Linked DNA regions of Mus musculus: regions 1, 3 and 4 are each linked to region 2. The links are chromatin loops, found by intact Hi-C in ENCODE. Cell type or tissue: gastrocnemius. All regions are shown on one strand.

What was found. Hi-C counts contacts between places; a loop is a spot of excess contacts. Peaks named below come from ENCODE experiments on the same cell type or tissue, not always from the same donor. Only the 100,000 strongest peaks of a DNase experiment are listed, where the experiment ranks them.
Region 1: a loop joins it to region 2, with 2.0 times the contacts of the local background. A loop is called at or near these places in 2 of 42 quality-filtered maps.
Region 3: it touches region 2 in a loop (2.4-fold over the local background); 3 of 42 quality-filtered maps call a loop at or near these places.
Region 4: a loop joins it to region 2, with 3 times the contacts of the local background. A loop is called at or near these places in 2 of 42 quality-filtered maps.

What each region holds. Positions count from the first base shown.
Region 1 is chr3:95,761,908-95,769,907 of GRCm38, forward strand. Rprd2 (regulation of nuclear pre-mRNA domain containing 2) reads right to left here. Exons shown (of 11, transcript NM_001368178.1): 11 at 1-4,513. The coding sequence ends at 1,773. Among named protein-coding and RNA genes, the nearest start is that of Tars2, 11 kb to the left of the region's middle. In gastrocnemius, a CTCF peak has its summit at 3,820; no DNase peak of the experiment used is centred here.
Region 2 is chr3:95,699,389-95,707,388 of GRCm38, forward strand. No RefSeq gene overlaps it. Among named protein-coding and RNA genes, the nearest start is that of Adamtsl4, 15 kb to the left of the region's middle. In gastrocnemius, a CTCF peak has its summit at 3,011; DNase peaks (open chromatin) are centred at 954 and 2,947; H3K4me3 peaks cover 955 bases; H3K27ac peaks cover 3,171 bases.
Region 3 is chr3:95,521,362-95,529,361 of GRCm38, forward strand. Ctss (cathepsin S) reads left to right here and starts at 5,425. Exons shown (of 8, transcript NM_021281.3): 1 at 5,425-5,564. The coding sequence starts at 5,539. Gm40096 (a long non-coding RNA gene) reads right to left here and starts at 3,138. Exons shown (of 3, transcript XR_867467.1): 1 at 3,031-3,138; 2 at 2,766-2,853; 3 at 1,850-1,886. In gastrocnemius, no CTCF peak of the experiment used is centred here; no DNase peak of the experiment used is centred here; H3K4me3 peaks cover 1,341 bases; H3K27ac peaks cover 239 bases.
Region 4 is chr3:95,751,802-95,759,801 of GRCm38, forward strand. Tars2 (threonyl-tRNA synthetase 2, mitochondrial (putative)) reads right to left here and starts at 3,176. Exons shown (of 18, transcript NM_027931.3): 1 at 2,957-3,176; 2 at 2,518-2,714; 3 at 1,206-1,329. The coding sequence starts at 3,037. In gastrocnemius, no CTCF peak of the experiment used is centred here; a DNase peak (open chromatin) is centred at 3,150; H3K4me3 peaks cover 1,500 bases; H3K27ac peaks cover 1,143 bases.

The DNA of each region.
Region 1 (8,000 bases), 63 kb after region 2:
CAAGACAAAAGGATTGTCTTCAACCACAGGCCACCCTTCCCTCCATTCCCTACCCACCCCACTGAGGAATCCAAAGCCCTCCTTTTCTTTCCTCTGTAGAGTCCTGTGTGAACTTGCTGGAATTCCTTCAAAAGCTCAACACACTGGTGCAGCACACCTAGCTGGAGGTCCTCAGCGTGTGCCCCGGTGCAACACACTACCAGAAAACCTAGTGTGCAGTGTCTGCTTCCCAGATACAAAGACAGAAACATTCCAAGATCCACGATTGTCTTCCCCTTAGGGATTCGATGCAGAAACACAAACAAAGTTTTTAATGCAGGGAAGAAAGCTCTCCCCTCCACAGCAATGACTCAGGCAACTCAAATGAGGGTGAGGGTGAGGGTGAGAGGTGGGTACTGAAAGCACCAAGATGCTATTTGCTGAGGGATAACATGGATTCCTCAGGACGCTGCTTTCTCAGTACCCCCTGCCTCTAAGACACGCCTACGCAGTATCATGTAAGGATACCACCCAATCGCCTCTGAAACAGCAAGAACAGGATGAATACAGGACTGTGATGGGTGAGGGTAGAAAGAAACTATAAAGACACAATATTTTCCTTTCTCTAATAGTTAATGTTTGCTGAAAACCACCAGTTAGGCACCATAGTAAAGTTAAGTGTCTACTTAAATTTTTAAGAAGGCAGGGACAACATTTTACCTACATTCATTATCAATTTAGTCAGAATAACTGAGGGAGAAAAAGTAAGGGAAAGCAGGAGACAAGGGCTTAGAATAGATACGGAGAACCATCAAAATGTTTCCCTTTTCCTTGTTTACAAAAGACAGTTGGTCACTGAGTGGTCTGTCCCTAGCTTTACATATTGTGATCATTTCCCATTTTAACCTTGAAATTATTATATTCAGCTTTTTCTTTCAACAAAGAAACTTTCCTTTCTTTCTGAGATAAAGTTCTACTCTATAGCCCGGGCTGGCCTCAAACGTGCCCTTCTCTTGCCCCTGCCTCCCAGTGCTGGACTTGTGTGTGCTACCACATCTAGCAAGAGAAAACTTTTTACTGCACATAATGAAGTTTGTACTGCCTCAGAGTCACTGCCTGGTAATAGTTCAGACGAGGCTGCTTAAAAAAGGAAAGAGGAAAGCATTCTGTTTCCACATGCTTTTAGAGTAAAGCAAATAAAGTCGACAGGCCCCACACTGCCCATTGTTTCCCCTCTGCAAACACTCTCGGTCCTCTGCAGAGTAGAAAATACAAAGAAGGGAGCCAAGCTGGTTACAGAAGCTGCTTAGCTGGAGAGGGAAGGAGACAGGGCTCCTCCTACTGACCATCAGCAAGGCCAAGACCCAAATAACACCCCAACATTGCACGTTATTACCTGTACTGACCGAAGTTTTATTTCGATGTAAGTAATCTCTCAATAGATGGGATAAATACTGTTATCCTCCCCACTCCCCCAGCCAAATAATGTGGCTTTGGTTATGTTTACTTATGCCTGTGTGTTTTGTTTTTTTAAAGAAAAAATACAAACAAATTGGAAAGGCCCTAAGTGTGGAGAGAGGACTGGATAATAGCAAACTGTTACCATGTATGCTTTCTGAATTTGGAAGGAGGGCCCTTCATTAAAAAAACAAAACAAAACAAAACAAAACAAAAAAAAAAAAACAAAGTGGAAAAAAAAAAACAAGAAAGGAAAACCAAATTTAAACAAAAACCCAAACTGCTACTTCCAATGCTCTCTATAGACTGTTCAAAATGCCTTCCCCAGATTTCCATCAGTACCTGGGAGGGAAGAATGGGCGTTTTGGTGCAAAGAACGGAGGGCCTCTAACAAAAGGTGGCCTGGGTCTCTTTAAACTGTGGAATGGGTCTCTGCCGAGAAAAGCTTCCCTAGGCCGAAAGTCTGGCCGGGGACTCCGTAAAATCATACCACTCCGGCCGATGGCGTCTCTGTGTGCGGGACTCAAGGGAAGGCCACTGCTGCTGGTGTTGCCTCCCCCACCTCCTCCAAGGGCTGGGCCCAGGTGCTCCAGAGGATGGGAAGGCAGGCTCAGGCTCTCTCGTGAACGGTTAAGACCAGGGCCATTGAGGTCCCTGGGTCCTGTGAGCACCCCAAAATGCTCAGCCATGGTCCCTTGAAGGAGGGAACTATGGTCCTTGGGAAAAACTGACACAGCCCCAGTTACTCCATGCTCTGGCAGTGGTGGAGTTGGGAAAGGTACAACCCCAGAGTGGTCAACAGGGGGTGGAGGCGGGGCTGGAGTAGCAAAGGGGACACCAGTCCCTCCACTGCTAAGTTCCCCCGGGGGTGGAGGAGGGGGGGGTGGAGGGAAAGGAACTCCGCTGTGCTCTCCTGGAGGAGGTGGTGGGCCAGCGTGGGCCAGAGATGCCTCCTTTGTAAAGGGGTTCGAAAGATCCACAGAGGGCAGATGAGTGGGTGCCTCTCGAGAGAAGATACCACCATGATCCTTAGGAGGGGCAGGTGGGGCAGATGACGGCCCCACTGGCTCTCTCTGGAAGGGTGCCCCATGTTCCAAAGGGGATGGGGGGAGATGATGCTCAAATGTTGAGTTGAAACTGTTGGAACGAAAGCTGGTGACACTCTCCTGAAACTGGGGTGCCCGTTCCTTGTACGGCGTTGTCTTAAAGCCAGTGAGGCCTCCGCTGCCCCCACCCCCAAGGGATGCCAACTCAGAGGCACTTGAGGGACCATTGTCAAAAGAGCTGCCTGGTGTGCTCAGATCAAACCAACCCACTCTTGAAACCTCGCGCCCATGTCCTCTATTTCCCTTCCCAGGAACTCGTATAGACTCTACAGTCTTTATCGGCTCCCCTGACATCCTCCTATTAGCTGCGTTATGATAACCTAGAGTTTCTATAGGGGCCCCCTTTTCTTCTGTGCTGTCAGGCAAGTCTAAACAGGAGGAGGAAACACGAGTTTCTATTCGATAGTGTTCTTCCTGTTGTTGGTCAGTGGTGGGCAAGCTGGGCTGGGTGAGGTTTGAGAGACTGACACCATCACTTGAAGTACCCTTGTTGGGTGTCTGGCCAAAATGCTTATCATCTGAGGGCTTGCGTGAGGCGTTTTTAAGCATATTCTTAAACTCAATCGTCGATGTGGTGGAAATCGTGGAGGCCAGGACTTTTTCCACGCCTGATGTGGGTGGGTGGCCTGCTGGAGCGGCAAGGGTACTCTGTGAAGAGAAAATGGAACGATGTGGGACTGAGTGAGGAGAGTCTGGGTATTGTGTCTGTGGCAACGTGAGATGCCCAGCAGTAGACTGAGACAAGCCACTGTGGTTGGAGTCAGGGGTGAAAAATGCATCATTTTTACTTGGTGATGGTGACCGCTCAGACCCAGGTTCATTCCCTCTTATGTTGAAGGCACCAAATAGCCCAGGGGGAGATGAGAGACGGTCACAGTTCTCACTAGAGTCCAGGAGGGCCCTTACAGATGGAGGGAAGGCAGACTTGACCCCAAACTCTTGGGCCCTGTGGTTGTAACTAGACAGGATTGGCTGGTACTCAGTGGCATCAGAAAGCTTGCTTGACTTCAGGATGGATTTGGCTGGTTTCTTCTCTAGATTCATCATGGCAGATGGAGGAGGCCCTGAATACTCAAAATCTCGGTAGTCCTCGTCTTCCTGGAAGGAAGTATCTGGGAAGAGCTTTTCCTGTGAAGAGTCCATCAGTGATGACGGCCTCTCAACTCCACCAGAAGGCTGCTTGTAGGGAGAGTCACTGCCCAGACCAAACGGTCGATATGTAGACACAGAATTGGGGAGCTCTTGGGGGTAGCTTTCATCTCTTCCTGGAGGTGGCGACCTTGTACTGCTGGGTGTTGAGGAACCAGGGCTGATGATCTTAGACAGCAGGGACATAGTGTCTACGCTGCTGGATGTGGGCTTATCCATCATCTCATCCTGGGTGGGTGTCCCACTCCGTTCATCCCGAACAGGAGTTCCATCGATGCTGTCAACTGAAGTGCTAGTAGGACCACGCTGGAAGTCTGAGGCATGGCCCTCTGATGGGGCACTGGATCCCAAGCTGCTTAGGATCGGGATGTTTAAGTTTAAGCCACTGAAACCAGGATTACCTTTCAAGAAGTTGTGGATCTTCATTTCCAGGCTTGGAGAGGTGGACTCTGATTCTGGCTTTGGCTTGGAGACCTCTGAGGATTGGCACACGGCAACTTCAGTAGGTGGGGCAGCAGGGCTAGGATTGTGGGTACCAGTAAATCCCAAAGAACTGGATGGTAGTTTAAACGTAGTGCTTGGGAGCACCGGGCTCTGCCCAACTGACGCCTTGCTTGCTGAAGTGGAAGAGACTTCAGAAGTTGAAGAACTAGGAGAATAGTTGAAGCTTTTGGGAATAAAAGACTGGGTACTGGAGAGTAGATTTCTCCCCTTTACGGCAGAGCCTGTGGTGCTCGCAGGGGAGGCTGTGGTGCTCTGGGAAGTGACTTCACTGGCTGGCACAGGGTTCGCAGTAACACTCTGAAGTAATGATGACAAGCCTGCAGAAACACAGATTAGAGGGGTTAAAAAGAACAACTACCCACATTATAATGAAAACAAGGCAGGCTTATTAGATATTATCACTCACTCTGGTGGGATAGACTTTAAAATATGAAGTTAAAAGGAATCTAGACTAAACAGGCAGCGCCTAGCTGAGACGAAAAAACAAAAACCAAAACCAAAACCAAACAGGTCTATTTATCAATCTAAGACAGCAAAGCACTCAGATAGTCCCAGAACATTCCAGATGCAAGTCCTGTAATAAAAGGAAACTGGAAGGAGAGGGATTTTTAATGTCAGAATCATTCACAGCTTAACAAAGCCAAGCAGCAGAGGAAAGGAAGCAAACGCTTCCTAACACAACATTCTAAGCCAGCATCTGTGTTTGAGCTGTGGAATCTCTCTAAAAACAAAAGTATATTCCTGCCCTTCCACCTTCTAGTTTATGCCAACCTGTGAGCATGCACTGTTATTCTCAAGGGGAAAAGAACATACACAAAACTTCAGTCTGGAATACTTTTTTTCAACAAGTTTAGATCAAGGCTTTTATTTTGTATGTTTGTGGGTGTTTTGTCCTTATGTATGTCCATGTTCCACATGCATTCCTGGTGCCCAAGAAGGCCAGAAAAAGGCATTGGATCCCTAGAGCTGGAGTTACCAACAGTTGTAAACTGCTATGAGCCTGCTGGGAATCAAACCCAAGTCTTTTAGAATAGCCAGTGCTCTTATCCACCAAACCATCCCTCGAGTCTCTGGTGTACCTTCCTTTTGAGACAGAGTATCACACTATACTCCTACATTCCTATGGAGACCAGGCTGGCCTTGAACTTACGAGAGATCCACCAGCCTCTGCGCAACCTCCTCTGCTCCCACGCCATGTTTAAAGGTGTGAATCACCAAAGCCAGAGACTGGATTTTTTTTGTTTTTTCGAGAGAGGGTTTTTCTGTGTATCCCTGGCTGTCCTGGAACTCACTTCGTAGACCAGGCTGGCCTCGAACTCAGAAATCCGCCTGCCTCTGCCTCCCGAGTGCTGGGATTAAAGGCGTGCGCCACCACGCCCGGCTTGGAATTACTTTTTAAGGAACATTTTCTTTCTTTTAAAATTCTATTTTTGCTGTGTATGAGTTGTGTGTTTGTACATGTGCCCAGCGTGCATAGAGTGGTTCCAGTACTGAGCAAGGCCATCAGGCTTGTGACAAGTGTGTTTATCCACTCAGGCATCTTTGCCCACCTTTTCTCTTTAAAAAAAATTATTTTCTATGTGTATGAGTTCTGTGTGTGTGTGTGTGTGTGTGTGTGTGTGTGTGTGTGTGTGTGTGTGTGTGTGTGTGTGTGTGTGTGTATCAGATCTCCTTAGCTAGGCTTGGGTATAAGCTGCCATGTGGATGCTGAGAGTCAAACTTGAGTCCTCTATAAGAGTAGTAAGAGTTCTTTAGTCCTGAGCATCATCTTTTTGGCCTTGTCTTTTTTGGGGGAGGGAAATTCTTATGTAATCCAGGCTGGCCTCAAATTTCTTATGTAGCTAAAAGTGGCCTTACACTCTAATCCTCTTGGTTCCACTTTCTTTCTCTCTCTGTTTTTTTTCTTTTTGGTTTTCGAGACAGGGTTTCTCTGTGCAGCCCTGGCTGTCCTGGAACTCACTCTGTAGACCAGGCTGTCCTCGAGCTCAGAAATCCACCTGCCTCTGCCTCCCAAGTGCTGAGATTAAAGGCGTGTGCCACCACGCCCGGCGTTGGTTCTACTTTCTAAATGCTGGGAACCCAATGTGTAAACTAGTTTGGCTTTGAATGCATGGAGATCTGCCTGTTTTTATTTGTTTATGTAGATGTGGAGGACAGAAGGCATTAGATATTCTAGAGCCACAATATAGAAAAAAGAGCCAGGCTGTGGTAGCATATGGCTTTAATCCCAATACTCCAGAAGTAGAGGCCAGTGAATCTCCATGCGTTCAAAGTCAAACTGGTCTACACGGCATGCTCAAGGTCAGCCAGAATGATGTAGTTGAGACCCCACCTCAAAAATAAATACATAAAACAAACAAATAAGCCAGAAGAGTGGCTGAAGAAGACCCAGCAGTTAAGAGCATTTTCTGCTCTTCCAGAGGGCCCAAATTACTGGTCATTTGTCTTTCTGTGTCTAACTTACCCTGATTAACACAATGGTCTCTAGTTATACTCATTTCCCTACAAATAGTGTATTTCTCATTTTCTTTATATGGCTGAATTAAACCCATATGAGCATATGTGCATACTTTAACTATCTGTGGATGGGTACCGAGGCTGGCTCCATTTCTTAACTGCTAAAGGCAACAGAACCTCCGTGTGTTGAGTTCTTCAAATGTAAACTCAGGAGCAAAAGCACCTGAGTCTCACCAGAGCTCCATTTTCAGCATTTCTTGAAAAGTTCATCCTTAATTTCACAGTGGCTAAAATGTTTACAAACCCACGGCACTGGAAACAAACTTTATTATTATTCTTGTTTTTGCTTCACATATTTAGGCCAGTACTTTACACTGAGCTACACTCCTGGCTCAGGAGGATCTTTGTGATGCAGTCTTGTATATACCCCTTGGTAGTCTAGCACTTTTTCTTTAGCCTACACTGGATAAATTACAATACTTCTGCCAGTGTGACCCTTACTGGGTCTACCCTTTGTGTATTTATTCTTTTGTTTGCTTTTTGAGACAGGGTCAGTCTCACTATATAACCCTGGCGGCCCTAGAACTCACTACATAGACCATGCTGGCTTCAGACTCAGAGACCCACCTACCTCTGCTTCCTAAGTGCTGCGGTTAAAAGCATGCAGCACCAAGCCTGTGCTATTTATTTACTCTGTTTTCTCAAACAGGCATTTGCTACACAGCCCAGGCTAGCCTTGAAATCACAACAATCCTGACCGAATGCTGAAGTCACAGATGTGAGGTATGTATGTAAGATGTTTTAAAAAGATACTCAGTATTGTCTCTCAGATACTGTGGGGGACATGTTCTTTCATAGACTACTGCTTTGTCAAAGATAGTTACTGTCAAGTCAGTTTGATGGCTCAATGGCTAAGGCACCCAATGCCAAGCCTGATGATTTGAGTTTGATTCTCAGCATCCACATTGTAGAAGAGAAACAATTTCCACAAGTTGTCCTCTGACCTCCATAAGCATGAAGGCAGATATAACCCCTCCTCTATAAAGAAGTGAACTTAAAGAGAGAGCTGTTACTTATATTTTGTAAGACAGGAAATTCTTTTGGTCTTTTCTACATTTATTTTACCTCAACAAGCTGTGAAGTCTTTTTTTTTTAATTCATCAATAGAACTGTGGAAGACAAAAATAAAGTTCTAAGAAAAAAAATCTCTTTAAAAGACAGGGTTTCTTTGTGTAGCCCTGGCTGTCCTCAAACTCCAGAGATCTGCCTTCCCCTTGCCTTCTGAGTTCTGGGATTAAAGGCATACACCACCACCACCTGGAAAAAATTTTCTTTCTTGAGAAAAAA
Region 2 (8,000 bases):
GGATTTCTGAGTTGGAGGCTAGCCTGATCTACAAAGTGAGTTCTAGGACAGCCAGGGCTACACAGAGAAACCCTGTTTCGAAAAACCAAAAAAAAAAAAAAAAAAAGAAGTAGGTAACCATGTTTGGAAGCATATGAATGGCACTTAAGTCCGGTGACATCTGGGCAATGTCCATAAGTAGAAGCTCAGAGACCCACAGTTGAGTGCTCCCCAGCACGGTACCTCACCGAGGTCTGTCCTTCCTCTGTGCACTCAGCAGGCCCAGGGATGGTGCTCAGAGCCTTCATGTGCTTAGGGATTGCTCTGTCACTCAGCCACATACCCGAGCTCTGCAAAGGCGGTTTAGCTTCTTCGTGTCATTTCATTGTCTTCAGGACATTATGAAATGAAGTTGCAGACTAATGGAAGGAGGGATACGTGGGAGAGGCTTGGCTATGAGAGCAGAACTGGAGTCAAAACTTCGGTCTGCACACTCCCAGCACAGCTCTGCTACCACTTGCAGAAAATAACTTTCAGGAATGGGGTAACTTCTCCCACTGTGTGGGTCCTGGGGATCAAATTCAGGTCTTCAGGCCTTACCCACTGAGCCATCTTGCCACCCTTGACATTAAAACACTTTGTCTAAACAGGTATGAGGGGGTATGCTCTCATCCCCCTTCCTCAGAAGAGGATGCCCTGCGGACCTCAGGTGGAAGCTGCGGGGAGAGCCGGTCTCTCATGAATTGACCATTAAACACCTTGTGTTCTGTTGAGACAGAGCGTGGGGCCAGGAGGATGTCCTGTGCTTTGCACCTTGTTAGGGACTTGTCATCAGTGGCTGTACCTCTGACGTGGCCTCAGGGTTCTGAAGGTTTGAATACCACCTTCTGAGGCTGGTGGCTGCTGCTGTCTGATGGCTGAGAACAGATGGATCCTCAGAGCTGGCCAGACCCCAGCGATCCAAGCCAAGTCTCCAGGGAGGTGGACGAGAATGCTCTCTTCCCTGCTGCCTCCTTTGGGGAGGCTGGGTGTGGACCTTGGGAAGAGCCTTTGCTGCAAGCTGGGCACAGGGCTGTCCCAGAGCCACCGATGCGCTGAACTAAGCAGAGTGTACATGAGATTTGCAGCAGGACAGAACAGGACAGTCAACTTTGGCTTCCTCCCAAACAGGGGAGGGCTTAGTGGAGCCCAGGGTGTGGTCAGAGGAGGACAGTGGCTTTGGTGACCCGAGCAAAGGGTACCACTGTGTAGGGATCTCTCCAAGGACTGCAGTGAAACAGGCCTTGATGAGGCTGAGGCGCAGGCTTCTACAACAAGTTCTTTGATGTTGAAATGAGAGAGCATAGGTCAGGGCAACTCAGGGCCACCCAAGGGCCTGGAGGGAGGGGTATCACTGTCCACCTCAAATTAGAAAGCAATGTTAGGGATGCAGAGGCTGTTCCCCCAGGACCAGGCTATGGGGAGACCTCCCTCTTCTCCCATCTGTTCTTCTCCAGTGAGTCCTTCACAGCAGGGGTGGGATTTATTATTTACTTGATTTTGTTTGCTTTTGAGATAGCCTCAGCTAGCTAGAAACTTCCTTAGTGGCCCAGACTGGCCTTCACCTCATGCAGCCCTTCTGTGTTGGGATTATAAGTATGAACCACCATATCCAGCTTCCCATTTTCTTTAAATTTTACCTTTCCCAGCCTGCTCTGTGTGGGTGTTTTTCTTGCTTCTATGCCTGTGTTCCATGAACCCCAAGAGGCCAGAAGTGGGGGTCAGATCTCCTAAAGTGGAGTTACAGACTTCTGAGCTGCTGTGTGGGTGCAGGGAATCAAACCCTGGTCCTCTGGAAGAGCGATGTTAGGCCCCCACCCTCAAGTCCCTAAAACGGCAGCACTCCTGACAGTGTCCCCAAATGACAATCTGGGCTCAGCTCAGGCTGGACTCAAAATAGAACAAGTTTGTCTGTGGATAAACAAAAGCTTACACTCAGCATTCTCCAGAAGCCTACAAAATGGCTTCTGACTGCCAGGTAGAGCCATTTCCCTAATCTTTCCCTACCAAATGGGGCAAATGTGGCAACTAGTTCCCTATTAACATAAACTGTAACACATATCAAAGCCCCTCTACCACTCTGAACCTCCATGCTGTTCTGGCTAGCTCCTCTCTTTATAACTGGCAAGGCTTTCCCTACCTTTTTGACCCTTGAGAGATAGCCTTGGCAGTTTGAATAAACTTTTCCTTTTCCACCCACAGGAGTGGTCTAATCACTGCGATTTCCCGTGCAAGCAAGTGCTCAGAATTGCTGAGCCATCTCTCTCTGTCCCATCTCATATCCCATCAGGGTATCTGATTTGCCACTTTGCCCCCCACCCCTTTTTTTTTCTTCAAGGTTTTATTGTGTACCCTGGCTGGCCTGGAACTCATTGTATAGACCAGGCTGGTCCTCCTGCCTCTGCAGTACTGGAATTGAAGGTAAATTGCCTTGTATTTTAAAGTAATTTACAGTTTAATCTTCGTTATCAGGACCTGTTCCCCAGATTTTGCCCTTGTTTAACATTTTACAAACGTTCGGATAGGTTTGGCTAACGTTGCACTCAGCAACTACCTGGTGAATCCACACAGGACCAACTGCATGGACTCTCAGCAGGGATAGAGAGAGATGCCTTAGCAGTTCTGAGCCCTCCAAGTCCTGTTGCTCCCCCCAGGTTGGCTCCGGGCCGTTCTGGGCCGTTCTGGGCCGTCCCGGGCGGCTCCAGGCGGCCCCTGGCTCAAACTGCAGAGGTCTGGCCTTCTAAAAGGAGCCTGGACTCCCTTTTCCCCCTCCCTCCCCAATCAGCATCTAACAAAAACTCTTTTGTGATTTTATGCCTGGGGGAGTCGACTGAGTCAACGGCTGATGTGATTCCCGCAGAGCTGAGTCCAAAGGTCTGCTCAGGGTTTCCTTCTCAGAGTCCAGAACCCCGCCCTAGGCCCCGCCCCGAATCTCCGCGCCCTGCTCCGTTTTGCCGGGAAGACCCGGAGCTGGGCTTCTACTGCCCCTGCATGGTGGTAGCATTGTGGTCTAGGGAATCAGAGGGTCACGTGAGACCAAATGAGTAATCTAAGGCTGGGTACTGTGAGCTTGGGGAGACTCGGGGACTGTCGAGAAGGCAAGACTGTGAAAACCAGGAGGCTGTGGGCCCTGGAAGATGGCACGTGGTCTCCTGAAGTACCCCTGGTACAGTAAAACAAGATTCCTACAATGTTATGGATAACCTTTTGTTCTTATGGACATCCTAGAAAGGATACTTTGTTTTGGAAAATAACAACTTCCTTACTGCCAAGTCCCTCATCCCAACCCTATAAACCATTTCAGCCAGCTCCCTCTACCCTCTGTAGACCCCTCAATTTCCCGTGGGAGAGAGGCTGCCTCTTGCTAAGTGCACTAATAAATATAGTGTGTCTTAGCGGTTGAAAGTCAGGCCCCTGTCTTTTCTGCCTCCTGTCCTTTTAAGCTGCTTTAGAAATATCACAGTTGCTGGGCAGTGGTGGCGCACGCCTTTAATCCCAGTACATGGGAGGCAGAGGCAGGCAGATTTCTGAGTTCGAGGCCAACCTGGTCTACAGAGTGAGTTCCAGGACAGCCAGGGATACACAGAGAAAACCTCTTTCGAAAAACAGAAAAACAAAACAAAACAAACAAACAAAAAAAAACAAAAACAAAAAAAGAAAGAAAGAAAGAAAGAAAAGAAATATCACAGTTCCAATAAGTCTTTGTAGACCTGACAGGTTTCCCGGGCTGCAGGTTGCTGAACAGAGTTGTAATAATTTTTAGGATTTTTTTTTTTTTTTTTGCATTTGGACATTCAAGCTTTTTGTTTACTGATATAGGTTAATCACCTGTATCAATAGACTTCACGTTATTTTCATACACAAATATAATGAATTTGACTATATTCCCCCCAATGCCTCCTTGTCCTAATTTACTTTCTGTTCCTATGACGAAGACTATGACCAAAGCAAGGGAGAGAAAGGGTTTACATCATACAGGTTACAGTCCACCATTGATGGCCATCAGAGCAAAGTCAAGGCAGAAACCTGGAAGCGAGCCATGAAGCAGAGGCCTTGAGAAACACTTGCTACGCAGTGCTTAAGGTGACCTTGAGTTACTGCTCCTCACCCCTGCATCTCTTAAATCTTGGGGCTACAGTTGCCACTGTGGGGATGTGACAGGCAGCCCTAACTGCAAGGGACTGTGGTTTCCCCTGCTCAGAAGTGAACTGCTCTATCCCAGTCACCAAAGCTCTCAGATCTGAGGAAAACCTTAGGTACATCCCTATGATGAGTAGAGAAACTTAGTATGGAGCCAAGCATACCCTAGGGACTCTGGGGGCCAAAAGGCTGTTCCTGGGAGATGCAGTAGAGGATAAGAGAGATGGAGTGAGGGGCTTAGCAGTAAGGAAGTACCAATGCAGAGCAAACATTGAAAGTATTACAGTTGTGTGCCCGGGCGAGCCCAGTGGCCTGCAGGTGAGATTAGAATAGGAAAACGGGCCATGAGGTATTAACGGCTGCCTTTTAAAAAAAAATTTAAGATTTATTGTATAAACAAACCAGAAGAGGGCATCAGATCCCATTACAGATGGTTTTGAGTCACCATGCGGTTGCTGGGAATTGAACTCAGGACCTCTGGAAGAGCACTGACTACTCTTAACCTCTGAGCCATCTCTCCAGCCCTAACAGCTACCTTTGCTAATTGCTGTGGGAAAGGGGTAAGATGGTTTCTTTTTATTATTGTAGAACTGAAAAGTAAGAAACCAAGGGAGCTAAAACCATTTTCCTGCCTGGTGTGGATTCCATGGTCAGTGTAACACAGACCTTTCTGATGTTCTTAAGACCCCACCATAACCTCCTCCTTCAGGGCATGATGTTTGGCTCTAAGGCCGTGGTCCTTCTGGGAGCAGTAAGAATAAATTCATGTAATCTAAGCCTTTGGTCTTTCCCAGTGGATTCCACAGCCTCGACCCCACCATACCTGGCTTATCTCCCTCTCATTCGGGTAATTTACCTAAGGACCTTACATGTGGTGTGATTCTACCTCCAAGCTGTTTCCTATCTCTCCGGCGATGAATCTTCTCTTTCTGTAGAAGTGTGAGTTCCTGGGAACCCTTGCTTCTTTCACTGAAGCTTTTTATCAAGACCTTATCTTCATACCTGGTGTTGAAGCCTATTATGGCCAAAGAAGTTCCACTTTCTGCTAAGCATTCATCTTGATACATATCAGCTGATTGTGACCCTGTCGCTGGAAGATAAGTTCCCAGTAACCCTGACTCTGACCCCCACTTAAAAATGTACAGCTATGACTTTCTACCTGTTATGATATGAGTACTTAGCTTCTGTAACTGTTTACACAGCTATCCAAAGATTGTTTTGAGTTGCCTTAACCACTTTACCTGGCAGAACAGAATAGTTTTTGCTTGTTTGCCTGTGGAAGTCCTTCCCCAGGAGCTGGAGAGCTGGAGAGGTGGCTCAGTGGTTAAGAGCACAGGTTGCTCTTCCAGAGGACCCAGTTAAATTCCCAGCATGCACCTGGCAGCTCACACGTGTCTGTAACTTTAGCTCTGGAATTACGTACATTACATTACACGTAGCAAAACATCAATGTACATAAAATAAGAATAAATAAATTAGGCTGGTGAGATGGCTCAGTGGTTAAGAGCACTGACTGCTCTTCCGAAGGTCCGGAGTTCAAATCCCAGCAACCACATGGTGGCTCACAACCATCCGTAACGAAATCTGATGCCCTCTTCTGGAGTGTCTGAGGACAGCTACAGTGTACTTACATATAATAAATAAATAAATCTTAAACAAAAAAAAGAATAAATAAATCGGGGCTGGAGAGATGGCTCTGTGATTAAGAGTACTGACTGCTCTTCCAGAGGTCCTGAGTTCAATTCCCAGCAATCACATGGTGGCTCACAACCATCTGTAAAGGGATCTGATGCCCTCTTCTGGTGTGTCTGAAGACAGTGACAGTGTACTTATATAAATAAAATAAATCTTTAAAAGAGAAAGAAAGAAAGAATAGAAAAAAGCCCTTACCCATACCCATATCCTTTCTACATGGCAACCTTGAATCATCTTGCTAGAAAGTAACCAATAAATATTTAAATTGTAAATTTGGATTGAGTCTATGATCTTCTCCCTGGGGTCACAAACTCCATAACAAGTCCATGTAGTAAAGTCACAGCCAGTCTCACAGATTTGAATGGTCCCATGCGAAGGTGATGTACCGATTCCTGAAGACTTTCATGATAGTCTCTGCCCTGTTATTTGTTTCTTAACCAGGTTCTCATGTAACTGAGGCTGGCCTTGAACTCCTGATCCTCAAGGCCTCTACCCACCTCCCTGCAAAGGGCTAGAATTATAGACAAGACCCACTGTTGTAGAAATTTTTAATCTCAGTCTGGGGTTTCTACCCGCCTTGATAAAAGACATACTTACTTAGATGTCATAGGTTAGGGGTCAAAACCATGGCCCTGAAGGTTGGCCAATAGGAGTTAACAGCCCAAATAAATAAAACATAGCAAATAACTCAGGATTAGTGACAAAAAGTAGATTCTAATTACATAGAGAATAGCTATCTGCCCAACTCTTGTGCTGTTTAAAGCTTATTATAAATATGAAGGCTATGTGTCTTTTATTTGGAATAAAGATGATCAAAGGCAGGGTAGAAATTCCAGACTGGGATTAACATTTTCTACAATAACCCACCATGCTAGAATAGATTACAGTTTCATACTTTAGAGAGTAACAGACACAGGGAGAGGGAGAAAAAGGAAAGAGAATGCTGGTGTGATGGCACACCTGAAACCTAGGCTAAGGCAAGAGAATCTTAGGTTTGAGGCCAGCCTGGGCTACATAGTGACTTCCAAGACAGCCAAGGCGACATAGAGAAACCTGTCCCTAAAACAGCCATCAGTCCTAAAAGGGATGTCTTCATTAAACCTTTCTTCTCAGGGCTCAGGGAGCTATGAGGAAGAGGAAGCAGAAAAACTGTAAGAGCCAGCAGGGATGATGACACCAAAGAAACAGTGTGTTCCAGACACCAGGGCTGACACACATGTGAACTCTCAGTCTGTGGCAGCATGCATGGGCTAGCACAATGCAAGAGGGAGGGGAAGCCACTGCTACAAGGGGAAGTGGATACGGGGGGCTCCCATCCCTAACCAAGGAGGTCTCCAAGCGACATCTACTTGCAAAGGAAACAGATTTTCTCCAATACAATCTCACTGGGTATATTAACCACACTTACGGTAAGGCCCTGTGCCCAGCAACAGATGGCCAACCCCACACAAAACAAACTCAATGTACTTTTGTACACTTTTTGTCTGTCTCATATTGATTTGTTTTTTGTTTTTAAATTTTTATTTATTTATTTATTTATTTATTTATTTATTTATTTTGCTTGTGTATTGTTTTCTGGTTTTGTGTTTTTATTTTTTTGCTGTTGTTCCCTCCTCACCCCTACCACCCACTCCCAGCCAGTGTCTCTCTGTTCCTTGTGCTATTTTTGTTTGTTTGTTTGTTTGTTTTGGTTTTTCGAGACAGGGTTTCTCTGTGTAGCCCTGGCTGTCCTGGAACTCACTCTGTAGACCAGGCTGGCCTCAAACTCAGAAATCCTCCTGCCTCTGCCTCCCAAGTGCTGGGATTGAAGGCGTGTGCCACCACTGCCCGGCTTGGTTTTGGTTTTTGATTTTGTATTTAAAATTGTTTTCTCTGGTTTTTTTGGTTCTTTTTTGTTTGTTTGTTTGTTTGTTTGTTTGCTAGTTAGTTTTTCGAAAGAGAAAGAGAAAGCAGGTATGAAGGAAGGTGGGCGGGTGGGGGAGGTAAAAAGGCTCTGGAGGAGTCGGGGGAGGGAAACTGTGATCAGAATATACTGTATGAAAAAGATTACTAGTTCAAGGTTATCCTCAGCTACATAACACATTTAAGGCTAGCCTGAGCTACATGGGTCCCTGCCTCAGAAAACAAAAACAAAAGGTCTGGAGAGA
Region 3 (8,000 bases), 180 kb before region 2:
GCTTCCTCTTTCTGCTTTCATTTCCCTCCGAGGGGTTCTGGGAACTTCTCATCATCATCATCAAGGCACTGCGTTCTAGTGTCCTGCCTTGCAATGCTTCTAGATCACTTTAGTTAAAGCAACATGGAGCAAGCCAGTGCGCGCCATTTCCAGGGAAGCTACTGTACAAAATCCAGTTTGTGGTGTGGAATGTTCCGGAAGGATCCTTTTCCTTTCTTCTCTGCCCAACTTCCTCCCCACCCTCTTGCCTCCAATTACTACGTACTGGGAGCTTTGTACGGCCAGAGCCACTTCAGATCTTGTATGTGTTTTTTTAAAGTTGGTTGGGAGAATTAAAGGACCGTACATGGCACAGTGTGGAATAAAGTCCTAACCTTGTGCTACCGTCTGTCGGGTTCACAACATCACTGATGGGGAAAGGGGAGAGAGGTCGTCAAGGAAGGGGCTTCCTGCGAGTTCTACACGTGGATCTTCTGGAGAGACATTAAGGAATGGAGAAAGCCAGTCTTGACAGGAAGAGACAAGAATGACAGCAAGGAAGCCGGGCCGTGGTGGCGCATACCTGTAATCCCAGCACTTAGGAGGCAGAGGCAGGCGGATTTCTGAGTTCGAGGCCAACCTGGTCTACAGAGTGAGTTCCAGGACAGCCAGGACTGCACAGAGAAACCCTGTCTTGAAAAACAAAAAAACAAAAACAAAACAAAACAGAAAAAGAATGACAGCAAGGTGCAAGGCCCCCAAACAACACGACTACAACAAAGATGGGATTTACAGGGAAGTCTGTTCTGCATTGAGGAAAGTGCTCAAGAATGAGTCGGGCTGTGGGGAATGACCCTGGGTGTGGGGAACGAGCCTTAAACCAGGAAGGATGCCTGCTACACAAAGAAGCACTTGCAGACAGGAGCCTGATACAACTGTTCCTGAGAGGCTCTGCCACACCCTGACCAATACAGATGCAGATGCTCACAGCCAACCATTGGACTGAGCACAGGGACCCCAATGGAGGAGCTGAGGGGATTTATCTGGCTTCAGTGGCAGGAGAGGCCCTTGGTCCTGTGACACCCATGTAACACACTGGGTGTAGAAGCCTGTACCTTTAGTTCTAAGGCATCAGTTCTCAACCTTCCTAATGTCATGATCCTTTAATACAGTTCTTCATGTTGCGGTGACCCCTCCCCCCACCATCAAATTATTTTTGTTGCTACTTCCTAACTGTAAGTTTGCTATTGTTATAAATCATAATGTAAATATCTGTGTTTTCCAACGGTCTTATGTGACCCCTGTGAAAGGGTCATTTGACACTCCCCCTGGGCCGCTCTAAGGGACTCAGTGTCCTCTCCTGGCCCCAACATAGGCACAGGAGCACTGTGTATCTATTTAAACCACACACAAATAAATAAAATAATTTTGATCATGAGGAAAAACATGATCAAAATGTATGAAAATTTTTTTCCCAATTTTTTTCCCTCTTCCTTCATCAGCCGGGTCTCATGTGCCCAAGCTGGTCCTCAACTCATCGTGTAGCCAAGTATGATCTTGAATCCCTGATCCTCCTGCCTCTACCTCCCAAAGAGTAAAATTATAGACACGTGTCACTAGACCCTATTTTACATTTTTTAAATCTCGGTAGACATCATCTTTTTTGCGTTTTTGTTAACTTGACACAGGCTAGAGTCATTTTGGAAGAGGAGACCTCAACTGAGATGATGCCTGCCGCAGCCTGACGCCTAGGTCTGCATCTTCATGGATGATGGATTGGGAGGACTCAGCCCACGGTGGGCAGGGCCCCCCTGGGCTGGTGGTCCTGGGTACGATAAGAAGGCAAGCTGAGCAAGCCAGTAAGCAGTGTTCCTCAATGGCCTCGATCAGCTCCTGCTTCCAGGTTCCTGCCAAGGCATCCCTCAGTCATGGACTGTGCTGTGGAACCATAAGCTGAAATACACCCTCCCCTCCCAAGTTGCTTTTGGCCATAGTATAGTGTTTTATCCCAGGAGTAGAAACCCTAGACAGTGCTCATTTCACACCGAGGAAAATGACCCATGTATGTTTGGGTGTGCAAGTGCATATAGAGGGAACCAAAGCTAAAAGCACCCCCCTCCACACACACACACACACACACACACACACACACACACACACACACACACAAAGAAGGGATGAAATCAGATCTGTAGGGCTCAGACAGTGAAGTGTGTACCTCACCAGCCCCAGGAACTGGGATGGGACCACAGAAACCAAGTAAACACTCTGGGCATATCATGCCCTCACAATCCCATGCTCAAGGGCAAGCAGTGGTATTCTGGGGCTCCCTGGCCAGTGGTCTAGCCTTACTGGTGAGAGCCATACAGTGAGAGACAGTGTTTCTATGGCAAGCACTGGAGGTTGTCCATGGACCTCCGTACACATACTCACACATGCACCCCTGCACACACACACACACACACACACACACACACACAAGAGCAAAACACCCAGACACAGAACAGAAGAACGGAGACAGTGTGCTGTGGTTTCTGTGGATTTCACAAATATCTTCCCCTGGTATTTCCTGTCTGTAGTCTGAGAGCAGTGCTTTCCTGGTCTGCCTCTGTGACCCTGTTCTTTTTTTTTCTGATGTCAGCACTTCTGTGAATATCATTACCGGATCCATCTATTTGAATACTACAGCTTCCTTAAAAATTGCAGAAAGGGGTCTGGAGAGATGACTCGGCCCCCAAGCACTGGCTACTCTTCTAGAGGACCCAGGTTCGATACCCAGTACTCACATGGAAGCTCACATGTGTCTGTTACTCCGTTCTAGATCTGAAGTCCTCTCTGACCTCTTTGGGCACTGCACACACATGGACAAAACACCTAGATGCATAAAATAAAAATAAAGCTTTACTTTTAAAAGAAAATTGCAGAAGGCTTTCAGAATCTTTGAGTCAATTCAGTCAATCATAGAGACAATTGTGTAACTGTGAACTTGTTATCCAAGCCACCCAAGGAAGGCTGCTCACGCCATGACGTTGGCACGGACACTGTAATTACCACAGATGGTTCTAGGGACCCATGCTAGCAACGCTGCTCCTGCTGCTGCTGCTGCTCCTGCTGCTCCTGCTGCTGCTCCTGCTGCTGCTGCTGCTGCTCCTGCTGCTGCTGCTGCTGCTGCTCCTGCTGCTGCTCCTGCTGCTGCTGCTGCTCCTGCTGCTCCTGCTGCTCCTGCTGCTCCTGCTGCTCCTGCTGCTGCTGCTGCTCCTGCTGCTGCTGCTGCTCCTGCTGCTCCTGCTGCTGCTGCTGCTGCTCCTGCTGCTCCTGCTGCTCCTGCTGCTGCTGCTGCTCCTGTCCCTGCTGCTGCTGCTGCTCCTGCTGCTCCTGCTGCTCCTGCTGCTGCTCCTGCTGCTCCTGCTGCTGCTCCTGCTGCTGCTCCTGCTGCTGCTGCTGCTGCTGCTGCTCCTGCTGCTCCTGCTGGTGCACAACTCCACTGCAGTTCTCAGCGAGAGGGATTTCATGGGCCTAGTTCCTCACAGGCTGATTCCAAGAATGAAGTCTTGTTTACAGGTGTGCCTGATGGGCAAAGTCTAAGTTGTATAAGTCTGGGCGTTAGACATACTCAACCTGGAGGAGTGAACTTTGTAATGTGAGAAATTCTCCAGATGGAGACATGAAGATCAGCAATTCATGACCAGATTCTGCTACATAGCATGGTCAAGAAAAGTCTGGACTACAGGGGACCCCATCTGAAAAAAAAAAAGGGGGGTGGGGGGCAGGAAAGATGGCGGTGATAGGAGCATGCGCAGCTCCTGCACCACGCTTCCGTTCCCAAGACCCACATCAGGAGGGTAATAGACACCTATAACTTCATCCAGGGGATCTGATGCACCCTTCTGGCCTCCAAAGACATCTGGACTCATGTGAACAACCACACAGAGACATCCACACATACATAATTAAAAGAAAAATAAAGCTCTCAAAAAGAAAAAAATATGTGTATTTTAAAACATGGTGGTCAGGTTAGATGTCATCATGGTTTGTGCTTGTATTTCTTTATCATATCTCTTTTTAAAATATACACATGAGGGTGTACAAGATGGGTTAGCAGGCAAAGGTACTTGCCACCACGCCTGAATTCTGTCCCTAGCAGCATGACACTGGTTCCCCCCCCCCCGACACACACACAATAATTGTAAAAATAGATAAACACTTGAAACATTTTCATATGAAACATATTACACATGAGATCTAGGAATTATTTCGAAATAATCTGGGAAATGGGAGCATAAATGAAACAAGTTGGCAGTTCCAGGAGATTATTGAAACAGGAGTTCCTCACCTCACTGCCTTCTTGTTTTGTATTTTGAGGACAAGGTTTTATGTAACCCAGGCTGGCCTGAGACTAGCACTATACCTGGCCAGATGTTCTATTTCAGCATTTTAAATTTTCAGTAAAAAAAAAAAATCAGTATAAGCAAAGTAAAAACAAACAAACAAACAAAGAAAAAAACCAATGGAGAACTGTGAGAAGGCAGGCGGAGTGTACGGCACCACCAGAGACTGCTAGCCAGAACAGTAAAAACAGGCCCTGCAGATCACCAAGAAAACCGATAAATACACTAGAAACATGAGCAAAATAATTGAAAATGCAATCCTCAGAAAACTCAGTGGTCAAAAACATGGGAGAGATGCCCATTTTCATTGGTGATTAATAAAGATTCAGGTTTAAAAACCAATAGTTCATTTTACCCCAGCTGTGCCTAGAAGACCACAGTGGCAGTTGGGTGTATATCCTGGTGTGAGTAAGTGTGTGTGTAACTGTATATGTGTGCATGTGGGTATAACTGTGTGATAACTGTGCTGTATATGTATAACTATGTGTGAGATTAACTGTGAATATGTGCATAATAACCATATGTATGGATGAATGTATGTGTATAACTGTGTGTGAATATGTGAGATAACCATGTGTGTATAATTGTATGTTTGTGAGAGATAACTATGTGATAGAACTGTGTGTATAAGTGTATGTGTATAACTCTGTGTGTGTGTGTGTGTGTGTGTGTGTGTGTGTTAAGATCCTTTGAACTAAAACAAAGGAACTGATGAGTGAGTATTAGACACAATAAGTCATACATGACTTGTGTTAAAGGATAAGACAGGGCTTCCTAGGGAATCATGTAGCAACCTGAGATTTGAGGCGCCTGATCCAAATGTCTTTATAACTAAATGTTTCCATCTCAGAACCGATGTGAATAAAATGGACCACCAAAATGACACAGGGTTGGAGGAAAACTTTGTCCTGTTCTCTGCTGAGGTCATTCTATTGATGGCCTCTACCATGGAGCCCTCTGGGCAGCTCATTACACACAAACTGTCCCAAGGTGAGAAGGAGAGGGCGGAGGCAGCTGTTCTCATAAGTCTTTAAATGAAACCGAAATGAAAGTTCACTTCCTCATTGTGGATGCTTCATGTGACAAGCTCCGATTTCTTTTTAGAGTCATTTCAAGCAGCCTCCTGCTGCCAGGGACATCTTTGGAGTGAGCACCACACTTCAGGATGACCATGAGGGCTCCTGGCCACGCTGCCATGTATGTACTGTCTGCTTCTTTTGTTTTCTTCATATATGGCCTTAAACATGCTCTATCTTTTCATCAGTCAGGCCGCTGGGATTTTAAATCTTTGCTTTCAGGAAGTAAGCTGAAAACAAAAATCATGCCGCCCATTCGCCTCTTGTTTTTCTGATTAGGGAGAGTCTGTTTGAGAGATTCTTGTTGGCTTAACTGTGTGATAACTGTGTTGTATGTGGATGCGGTGAGATTTAAACCTGGGCTCCTGTGAAGCATGAGCTGAAGGCTCACACCATTTAAAAAATTCAGTTTCAGCCGAGGAGTGGCGCTTCACCCCTTTAATCCCAGCACTCCGAAGGCAGAGGCAGGCAGATCTCTGAGTTTGAGGCCAGCTACAGCCAGGGATACACAGAGAAACACTATCTCAAAAAACTAAAATAATAATAACAACAACAAAAACAATAATAATAAATCCAGTTTCAGGCAACTACTGAATTTCTGTTAAATATAGGAACGGAGCGGGCATCAGCTGTGTTTTTTAGAGGCTGGGCCTCACCTCTTAAATTTGGCGGCCTTAGAACTCGATATGAAGACCAGGCTGGCCTCAAACTTACAGTGCTCCTCCTGCCTCACCTCTGCCTCCTGAGTGCTGGGATCACAAGCGTGGGCCACCACACCTGGTGAGAAGCCTGTTTGGGGTATCTCCTCTGAAACAGATATTTGATTTGTTGGGGAGAAATGTGAAAAAGGAAAATAACCCAAGGGTGTACAAATCTAAGAGCTGGGTTGTCCTTTAGCTTCTCTGAAGGCGAGCACGGTTATTTGAGAGAGAAGGTTGAGCTGCTTGGTTGTTTGTATTACTTTGGTGTTCACGCTCAGGCCAAGGGTCTCACCCATACTAGACGAGTGTCAGACGTGGCGCTGCATCCCCAGCCTTCTCTGTGTTGCCTGGACAGGCCTGGAACTCCCTGTTGACAGTCCTCCTGCGTTGGCTTCTGAAGATGGGACTATAGGTATCCACCATTGTACCTGGCTTAGTTTTGAAATTAAATTTTAACCAATTTAAGAGAGGAGAGTAACTATACATATTAATGAGGTGCTATGTAGTGTTGCCATACACCCCCCACCCCACCCACCCACACACTATGTTGTGGTGATTTAATTTTTTTATTATTTTTGGTTTTTCGAGACAGGGTTTCTCTGTGCAGTCCTGGCTGTCCTGGCGCTCACTCTGTAGACCAGGCTGGCCTCAAACTCAGAAATCCACCTGCCTCTGCCTCCCAAGTGATGGGATTTCAGGGATGTGCCACCACTGCCCGGCCAGTGATTTAAATATTGAAATGGCCACTTAAGATAGACACATGTCCTCATTAGAAGGGTTTCTTTAAGAAAGGAGGAAGGGGGGCTGGAAAGATGTCTCAACAGTTAATAGCACTGTTTGCTCTTCCAGAAGTCCTGAATTCAATCCCCAATGACTACGTAGTGGCTCACAACCATCTATAATGTGATCTGATGCTCTCTTCTGTCATGCAGGTGTGCATACAGATAGAGCACTCATATACATAAAATAAAAATAAGTAAGTAAATAAATAAATAAGAAAGAAGGAAAAGGGAAGGAGAAGTCTCCTTAAGTAGATTCGTGAGAAAATCCTGGAGAGTCCTGATTTTAACTTTGTAACTATGTTTGTTTGGAAATTTTCTTTTATTTTTTTAAGTTTTATGTGCATGGGTGTTTTGCCAGTGTGTGTGTGTGTGTGTGTGTGTGTGTGTGTGTGTGTGCACCAAATACATGCAGTGCCCATGGAAACTAGGAGAGAGAGTAACAACTTTCTCTGGAACCAAAGCCACAGAAAGTTGGTGGCTGCAGTATGAGGTCTGAGACTCCAACCCAGGTCCTCTGGAAGAGCAGCCTCTTAACCACTGAGCCATCTCTCCAGCCCCACTTGGAAATTTTCTGGAAATTATTATTATTATTATTATTATTATTATTATTATTATTATTATTATTATTATTATTATTTCAGATAGCATCTGTCTACATAGCCCTAGCTGTTGTCCTGGAACTCACTATGTAGACCAGGCTAGCCCGTGAACTCTCAGAGATCCACCTGCCTCCTGAGTTCTGGGATTAAAAGCATATGCTATTGCCCAGCTGAAGAGCCCTTCTTAAAGTATTAAAAGTACTACTATAGTATTTTAGACATGATTCCCTCTTCATCCTGGACATTCCAGGAAGTTACCTGTATCACTAACTTACAGGGCTCTGTTCCTTTCTTTTGAGAAGACTTTTGAGGACCCATGGCAACATCCATGGTAGTAGTGCACACCTGTACCTGTAATCTCAGCATTTGGGATTTGGAGTCAGGCAGATTGCTACAAGTTCAAGGGTAGCCTGGGCTGTGTGGTGAGGTCCAGAACAGCCTGGGCTACAGAGCGACATATCTTTATAAATACAAA
Region 4 (8,000 bases), 52 kb after region 2:
TTTTAAATGGGGGCTGGAGAGATGGACCAATGGTTAAGAACACTTGTTCTTGCAAAGGACCCAGTTTTGGTTCTGAGTACCTGAATCAGGTAGCTTACAACCACCTATAACTCTGATTTCCTGGGATCTGACACCCTCCTGCAGACTCTATAGACACCAGGCACGCATGTAATCACATAATACATGCATGCACACGCGCGCGCACACACACACACGTGTATATATATAGGTATTGTGCCTTCCTGCGCAGGTATGTGCACCACATGCATGCCTGCTGTCATGGGTTTCCTGGAATTGGAGTTTCAGACAGTTAGAAGCCGTCATGTGGGTGCTGGGAATTGAATCCTGGTTATTTAGAGGAACAGCTAGTGCTCTTAACTGCTGAGTCATCTCTCCAGCCCCAAATAAAAAACATTTAAAGAAAGCAGAGGGTCAGTATTGTTTCTTCTGCTACTGAGTGGAAGTGTGGGTCCACCCTACACATCCTCAGTGTTTCCTGGACCAGGAGGCCAGGTCGGTGGCCTTTGTTGCTCCTGTAAGCTTCAGGGCTTCGGTATATACTACGTATAAAACATGTGCTGGCTGGAGGGAAAGCTCTTGCTGGAGCCTGAACCTGGGCTACATAGCCAGACACTGTCCTAAAAATACAAAACAGAACAACAAAACCAACCCACAGTTCTTTAATACTGCTGTGTGTGTTGTTGCTACACACCGGGGCCCCACCCAGTAGCTGTCCTAGCAGTCTGTTTTGCTTAGTGCCATTATTTTCTGTTCCTGGGATCTGCTGGGATGGAACTATTCTTGGGTTGGTTCACTAGTCACATTTAGATGATAAATATATTTTTCTGAACTCTAATAACAAACAAAGTGGAAGGCCCTGGCTTTTGTGCTCCGTTATGGAACCCATGAGAACTAGGCAGACATCACGGATGACTTACACTGTGTGCACAAGAGGTTGAATAGGTTATCCTATTTCTCAGCCTTTTCTCCCCCTTTCACAAGCACACAAGGTATTTGCTTTATAGACCAATGCTAAATAAAAGCCTTCATGAAGACTTTCCAGGTTCCACAGGAATAATTAGTCTGTGATCAGTCTCCTCCCCACTTTTGAATTGAGAAAGTGAAGCAAAAGAACAATTACATTTTCCTGTTTAAAGATCACTCAGATAATTAGGCACTGTGCTCACCATATGGGAGAAACTTACCGCTTTGCCCTCTGGGGAATCAAATGTCAGAAATCTGAGGTGACAATCTGTCTCCAAGGGTCGGTCCAGATCGTAAAGTTCTCCATTTACTTCAGCAGCCACTGCAGTATCAGCCAGTGTTACACTGTAGCAGTAGGAGGGTAGTGGGAATGAAGACAGAGTTGTTACAATCCCCAGGGCAGGAGGCTGACTTTTCTCAGCAACTCTAATTTGCTGAGTGAAGTTTCCAGAGCAGTAAAGATCTGCTGTTTCTTTTCCCAATGTATCCACTACATTGGGAAGGGCAGAAATTCTGAAACTATAAAGACAAATCCTTATAAAAAAAAAGTCCTCATCCTACCCTCTATTTTAAAGACAGGTCTTGCTGTTTGGCCCAGGCTGGCCCTGAATTCTGAATCTTTGACCTCCACTTTCTGAATGCTAAGATTACAGGCCTGTAGCACTATGCTTGGCAAGAAGGACTATCTGAGCGTAGGGGTTCACACCTGCAATCTTAGCACATGGGAGACAGGGTTTCTCTGTGTATCCCTGGCTGTCCTGGAACTCACTTTGTAGACCAGGCTGGCCTCGAACTCAGAAATCCCCCTGCCTCTGCCTCTGCCTCTGCCTCCCAAGTGCTGGGACTAAAGTCGTGTGCCACCACGCCCAGCCTTTTTTTTTTTTTTTTTCTTTTAACAAGATGCTTTTCTGGGGGAGTAGGTGTGCATTCTTCCTCGGGAGTCAACAATCATGCCTTTAGAAGAGGGTCTTTCTTTGGCAAAGAGCATCGCCAGCAGGCTAGGTTGGCTGACCAGATTACACGCACATGTCACCACACCCTTTTTATTTTTAACCTGAAACTATTATTTCATTTATTTATGGGTGGGGCACACATGCTACAGTGTGTGTGTGTGTGTGGGGGGGGGGTCAGAGGACAATTTTTAGGAGTCAGTTTCCTTCCACAAATTCATATTTCAGGTCCTTATGCTTGTGTGGTAATCAATTAAATGACTGACTGACCCCCCCCCCCAACCCTAACCCCCTCCCTGCCCAAAGACTACACCTTTCTGATGGGAAACAAAGAAAAAGAAAAAATGTAGCGGGACAATGGTGGCGCATGCCTTTAATCCCAGCACTTGGGAGACAGAGGCAGGCGGATTTCTGAGTTTGAGGTCAGCCTGGTCTACAGAGTGAGTTCCAGGACAGCCAGGGCTACACAGAGAAACCCTGTCTCGAAAAACCAAAGAGAAACAAAAAGATGCTTTCATTTTCTGACCGGGTGCAGAAAAGGACAGAAAAATAATTCTTGTAGGTAGAAAGGCTGGCTTGATACCTGATCTGATGGGCCAGTTGGTAAGGGGTTGTGTTCCATGCAACAGCATCTACCTTCTGGCCTTCAGGAAGTGATATCTTAATAGCCCGGGCTTTCTTCTGTGTCATACTTGCTAACTTTTTCACGTGAGCGGTCCATAGCTCCTCAAAAAGGCCAAATCGTTCTGCCAACCAATGTGGAGGAGTTGGTGCAGAGGCCTGGAGGAAAAGGCACGTTAGGAGGTATCGCGGGCTTATTTCCACTACTCCGGAATGGGGTCGTAGGGGTTATGGGTGTTTAAGAAGCATTGGTTTTAAGGTGGAAACTGGGTGACACTAGGTCTTAATTTGGGGATTCAAAGGAACCGCACATTTCCGAGTGGGGCAGCAGGGTCCAGGAGGGGCTGGACAGCCTGCCCCCTTGGACTCCGCTGGGCTAAATGGTTGGGAGCTTGGCGTACCTCACGCACGGTGTGGAGCTCGCAGCGGCGGAACTCTGGGAGTGGGAACCCAAGCCGGCGCCACCTCAGACAGAGACCCATGCTGTCTCAAATCGGTACCTCCATGCTCCGATCACCGCTTCTTCCTCACCAGGCTCCTCATTGGCTTCTAAGTCAGTAATATCCTTTCCTATTGGATAACATAGCCGCCATTCCGGCCGGGCACCACCCCCAGGAACTCCGCTGAGGTAGAACCCACACAGCAGCAGCCGCTCTGGGAAAGGTTCCGGTTGACCGGAAAGTGGAAGCTGTTGCACACACCTGCAGTCTGGGTTCCCAAAGTGACAAGAAGGCATCCAACTTTGAGGACAGGGCATACCTCCTGGGGCAAGAATGAGAGAAAAACAGGAAGTGGAAGTTAGTCATTTTCCTTTAATTATAAAATTTATTAAACATTCTTAAAGCTGACAAGAAACAAGTACAGACACTGGAACTAAACATTTAGTGTAAATCCTGGATCTGGCATTAAGTAGTTTTTTTTTTTTTAAGTAAACTTTCTGTAATCTCGATTTTTTAATCTATAAAACAAGAATAAAAATATATGTTCCATTCTGAAGGTACATTTTGTGTAAATTGCTCATCTCGGTGCTTGGTATATGATAATTAGCACCAGCAGCAAGACACTGGTTTTGTTGTTGTTTTTGTTCTCTTTTTCCCCTAGGCTGTCCTGGAACTCACTCTGTAGACCAGGCTGGCCTAGCACTCAGAAATCCACCAGCCTCTGCCTCCCGAGTGCTGGGATAAAAGGCGTGCACGCCCACTGCCCGGCTTGCAAGACACTGTTATTACCACTGAATGTAACAACTCTAAGACTATCTTGGTGGTCATTCCTTTGCAGTCGTGGTGGAGGGACTTTAGAGACCTCTTAATGTCACAGATGTGGAATTTAATCAATCAATCATTATTGCGTGTGTGTGAAGAATCTTTGAAGGCGTGGGCGGCACAGTTTTGTAGGTCACATGCTACCTTTCTGTGGCCACTTCTGTCCTTTCACTTTACATGGGTCTTAGGGGTCAAAGTCACGTTGCCAGGCTTGGGCAGTAAGTACCTGTTATCTGCTGAGCCATCTTACAGGTCTCAGATGTGGAATTCAAAGATTACAGAAGGTAGTTTAAGGTAAAAAACATGCGTGCCGATGAATCTGCAGTGTGCACTCTTCCAGCATACCTTGTTCTTTCCATAGTTTATTTCCAATAGACTCCCTGACCATCTTAGAGACATCCAACATCTTGTTCTCTGTTCCTTACATAAGCCTTTGGTCTCTCATCAGCACCCCACCTTCATCTTTCTTTATTCTTTCTTTGATCTCTCTCCATTAAATCTCAGATGCAGGGCTAGACATATTAGCTTTACACAGTAAAAACAGAAACACGGTCAGATGTGTGGAGAAGCATAAAGGGAAATGAACTTATTAGCACCCTTATTAACTCAAGTAGTCCCTCACCTGGGGGTGGGGACACTTAGTCCATTCCCAGATTGCAGTGGTGATGGGATCATGGGGTCTTGTGGAAGAGTTGTCAGAACAAGCTGCTTAACCTAGGCTTCCAAAGCCCAATGTTCGTTCTGCCTGAGGAGGGCAGCTGACTTGAGTCATAGGCCACTCTGGGGCTCCATCTTCTGATATGTTAGACATCCTGAAATACAAAGAAAGAGACAAGGCTGTGGGGAGGAAGATAGTGTGTGTGTGTTCTTGTGGTCAGAGTGCAACATTCACAAAAAATGGCAATGGCAGACCTAGATTTTTTTGTGGCACTATAACAGAGGCAGGGTAGCGTCATACTGCAGACAACAATCTAGGAGGTGCTCAATAAATATATGTTAAATATGTACTGATCATGTAGTGACTGTAAATTTCAAAAGGTAGAGATTTTTGTCACTACTTTTTAAATTATTCTACAGTGTCCTTTTGTTAGGATCACAGGGAGATACCACCCGGGAATGACAGCTTCTTACACGCATCCTTTAACATTTACTATGTGCAATGCACTGGGCTAATGCTGACCAGCTACCAACATCACGCAACCTGCAGTGGAAGGAATGTTGTGTTATTCCCTCACCCACTGTAGCAAGCCAGGTATCTAAGGCCAATACATACTTGTTCTCCTTGAACATGCCTTGGCTTCAGGAGATATTAAGCTTTTAGTCTACCTGGAAAACACCTCTGCAACTTTCTTGCTCACCCCACTCTTGCCTGCCAGGATCCCGAGATGTGGCACTATTTCACAATTCCATCTTATTCCAAGAACAACTCTGTCAGTAGTGTTCTTATGTTCCCTTTAAACCCTGGAAAATTATCTCAAGGCCAAGTCCTAGTCTGTCCAAGCCACAGCCTGGGTTGCTCAGAGTCACATCACTTCTCTAAGGCCAGACTCATAATGGGTCATGCTTGCTAACATGCATTTCTTTCCTTTTCCTTCCTGAAGCACATGGCCCAGACACTTGTGCCCACAGGACTTTTAGAGTGAAGTACTTTCAAGAAAAAAATCAAGAAATGTGGTGTTTCCTAACTTGTTCCTACAGACTAGCTACAGACACTGAGTAAATGAGGTCCACAGGAGGAGAAGGAAGTCTGCAATAAAGGGCGCCCCAAATCCTTAATTAAAATAAAGCAACTTCTCAGGTTTCTTCTACTTTTAGACCAGGCATCCTCACTTGGTCAAAGTTTTGGTTAAGATATTAATTTTAGGGGCCAGGCGTGGTGGCACATGCCTTTAATCCCAGCACCTGGGAGGCAGAGGCAGGCAGATTTCTGAGTTCGAGGCCAGACTGGTCTACACAGAGAAACCCTGTCTCAAAAAACCAAAAAAAAAAAAAAAAAAAAAAGATTCATTTTATAGGTTTAAGCTACTTGTAACTATCTCCAATGGATACTTTTCATTTTATCAGGATCAGTACATAGTCCCAAATTCATTTTAGCTATTAGAACCAAATTCTGCTTACTAGCACCCAAAATGTGAAAAATTGTTGCCACTTTTCCCAAGGGACATTGGGGCTCAGAGTCTCAGAAATGGTAACTTTGCCACTCTTACAGCTCCAGTCCCTAAGACGTGCTGGTAATTCGGGTTTAAAAGACTATTCAGTATTGTCTGTGTACGTTCTAACATGGGGCCAGCTTTATACTTTTATTTCTACTGCCCTCAGCAAGGACCAGCTGCTTTACAGGACTCTCATGTAGGGGGCTCAGGGCTCTAGCACATGAAAGGGAGAATGACTGGATGCTGTCAATGTTCTTCTCATTCTCATAGATACCCCAAGAAAAAGATAGGGAGCATCAGATCCTTTCTTTTCCACAGACCAGTTGACAAAGAACTTGAGCATCTTACAAATACAACAGGATACAAGAGATAGAAAATAAAAGAGGCTGAAAACATTTGGTTTGCCTTGAACCTACAAGTCCAGGGTGGACTGGGTTAGTCAGGCATCCTTTTGAGTCAAACATGAACAGATGTGGCTTTTGTTTCTTAGTTGTCACTAGTGCCTCCACCCATATTGATATTTTCCAGCCTAGGTGAGAGCAAAGGGATGAAGAAAACAAAGAGAAAACCAGGAGGGGCTGGGATACAGTGCTTAATATGTATGAGGTCGTGAGTTCAACCCCAAGCACAAAAAAGAAAACAAACCCCAAACAAATCACAACCCAATCCCCTTTGTCCCCTTCCCCCAAGGTAACCATATTTATGTCTAAATAAATTCCAGTCTTCTTGTTTCCTAATGTTAAGGAATCAAACTGGGGCCTTTTATATGCTAAGCAAATGCTCTACAACGAATTAGCCTGCCCTCCCAACCTCATCTTTGCGGCTAAGGGAAAAAAAGTTCTTTCCACAAGTAACTCTGACGTCATTTTTTAAAAAAAATCACACTTCTTCCTTTAAGTCATGTTCTCCCCTTCTACACAGAACAGGATGTTTACTTTAGAGATGGCTCTTACAGGTGACCTTCTAGAAGCCTCATCTCCACAGCCTCCGTGTGAGTTACTCCTTAGCAATTGTGAACGGCAACTGACCAGACTTGTCTCTAGTTACTCATAAGCAAGTATGAGAAACACCCTAATACCCCCAAACCCATTCTGATGGCGTTACTAAGTCTACACACAAGAGGAGGTAACTCATTCCTGCTGTGTAAGACTGGTTTGAATAAAACAACCTGGGGGCGGGGGGCAGAAGCCAACGAAGAAGTCTAAAAATTGGTGCTCTTTCAAAGGTGGAGCTGTCAGCTAGGTACTAACTCTGAAGTGGAGCCAGATTCCATTGTCTCTATAGTAGTACACTCTAGCAGTTGGGTGTGTTCCCCAGACTGCTGCCATTTCTGAGATCTCGTGACACATGGAACTTCATGAACTCAGAGCTGCTATTCAGAGTCTTCTACCCTGCCAGTGACCCAGGCCTGGCCCAGATGAAGTGACTATCCCTTGTGATCCTTTTAAGCCGACATTCCATTTATTAAGCCTCACTGGGTTATGAAAAAGGATGGAGTAAGAGAGAAGAGCCAAGTAGGTTTCTGCATGACATATCAATCACCAATATGTGACCAAGGACAGATATGGATAGTTGACCAGAAGGACCCATTTCCACACATCCCCTCCAATTCTATGATTACTTTAAAAATGTTCTGAGCCGGGTGTGGTGGCGCACGCCTTTAATCCCAGCACTCGGGAGGCAGAGGGCAGGCGGATTTCTGAGTTCGAGGCCAGCCTGGTCTACAAAGTGAGTTCCAGGACAGCCAGGGCTATACAGAGAAACCCTGTCTCAAACCACCCCCCCCCCCCAAAAAAAATGTTCCCTGAAGGCTAGGGATGTACTTCAATGGTAGGGTGCTTGGCACTCAGGTGTTACAATGAAAGCCTTTTCCCCCCCTTGGTTCACGATTGTACAGTATTTGGAAAACACAATTATCTACATAGTATATAGCGATCACCCTCCAGAGCACCATGGTCTCATCCCACCTATGACAATATAGAGGATCAAACAAACAACCCAGGAGGCCATCAGGATCTTAGAGGCTCAGC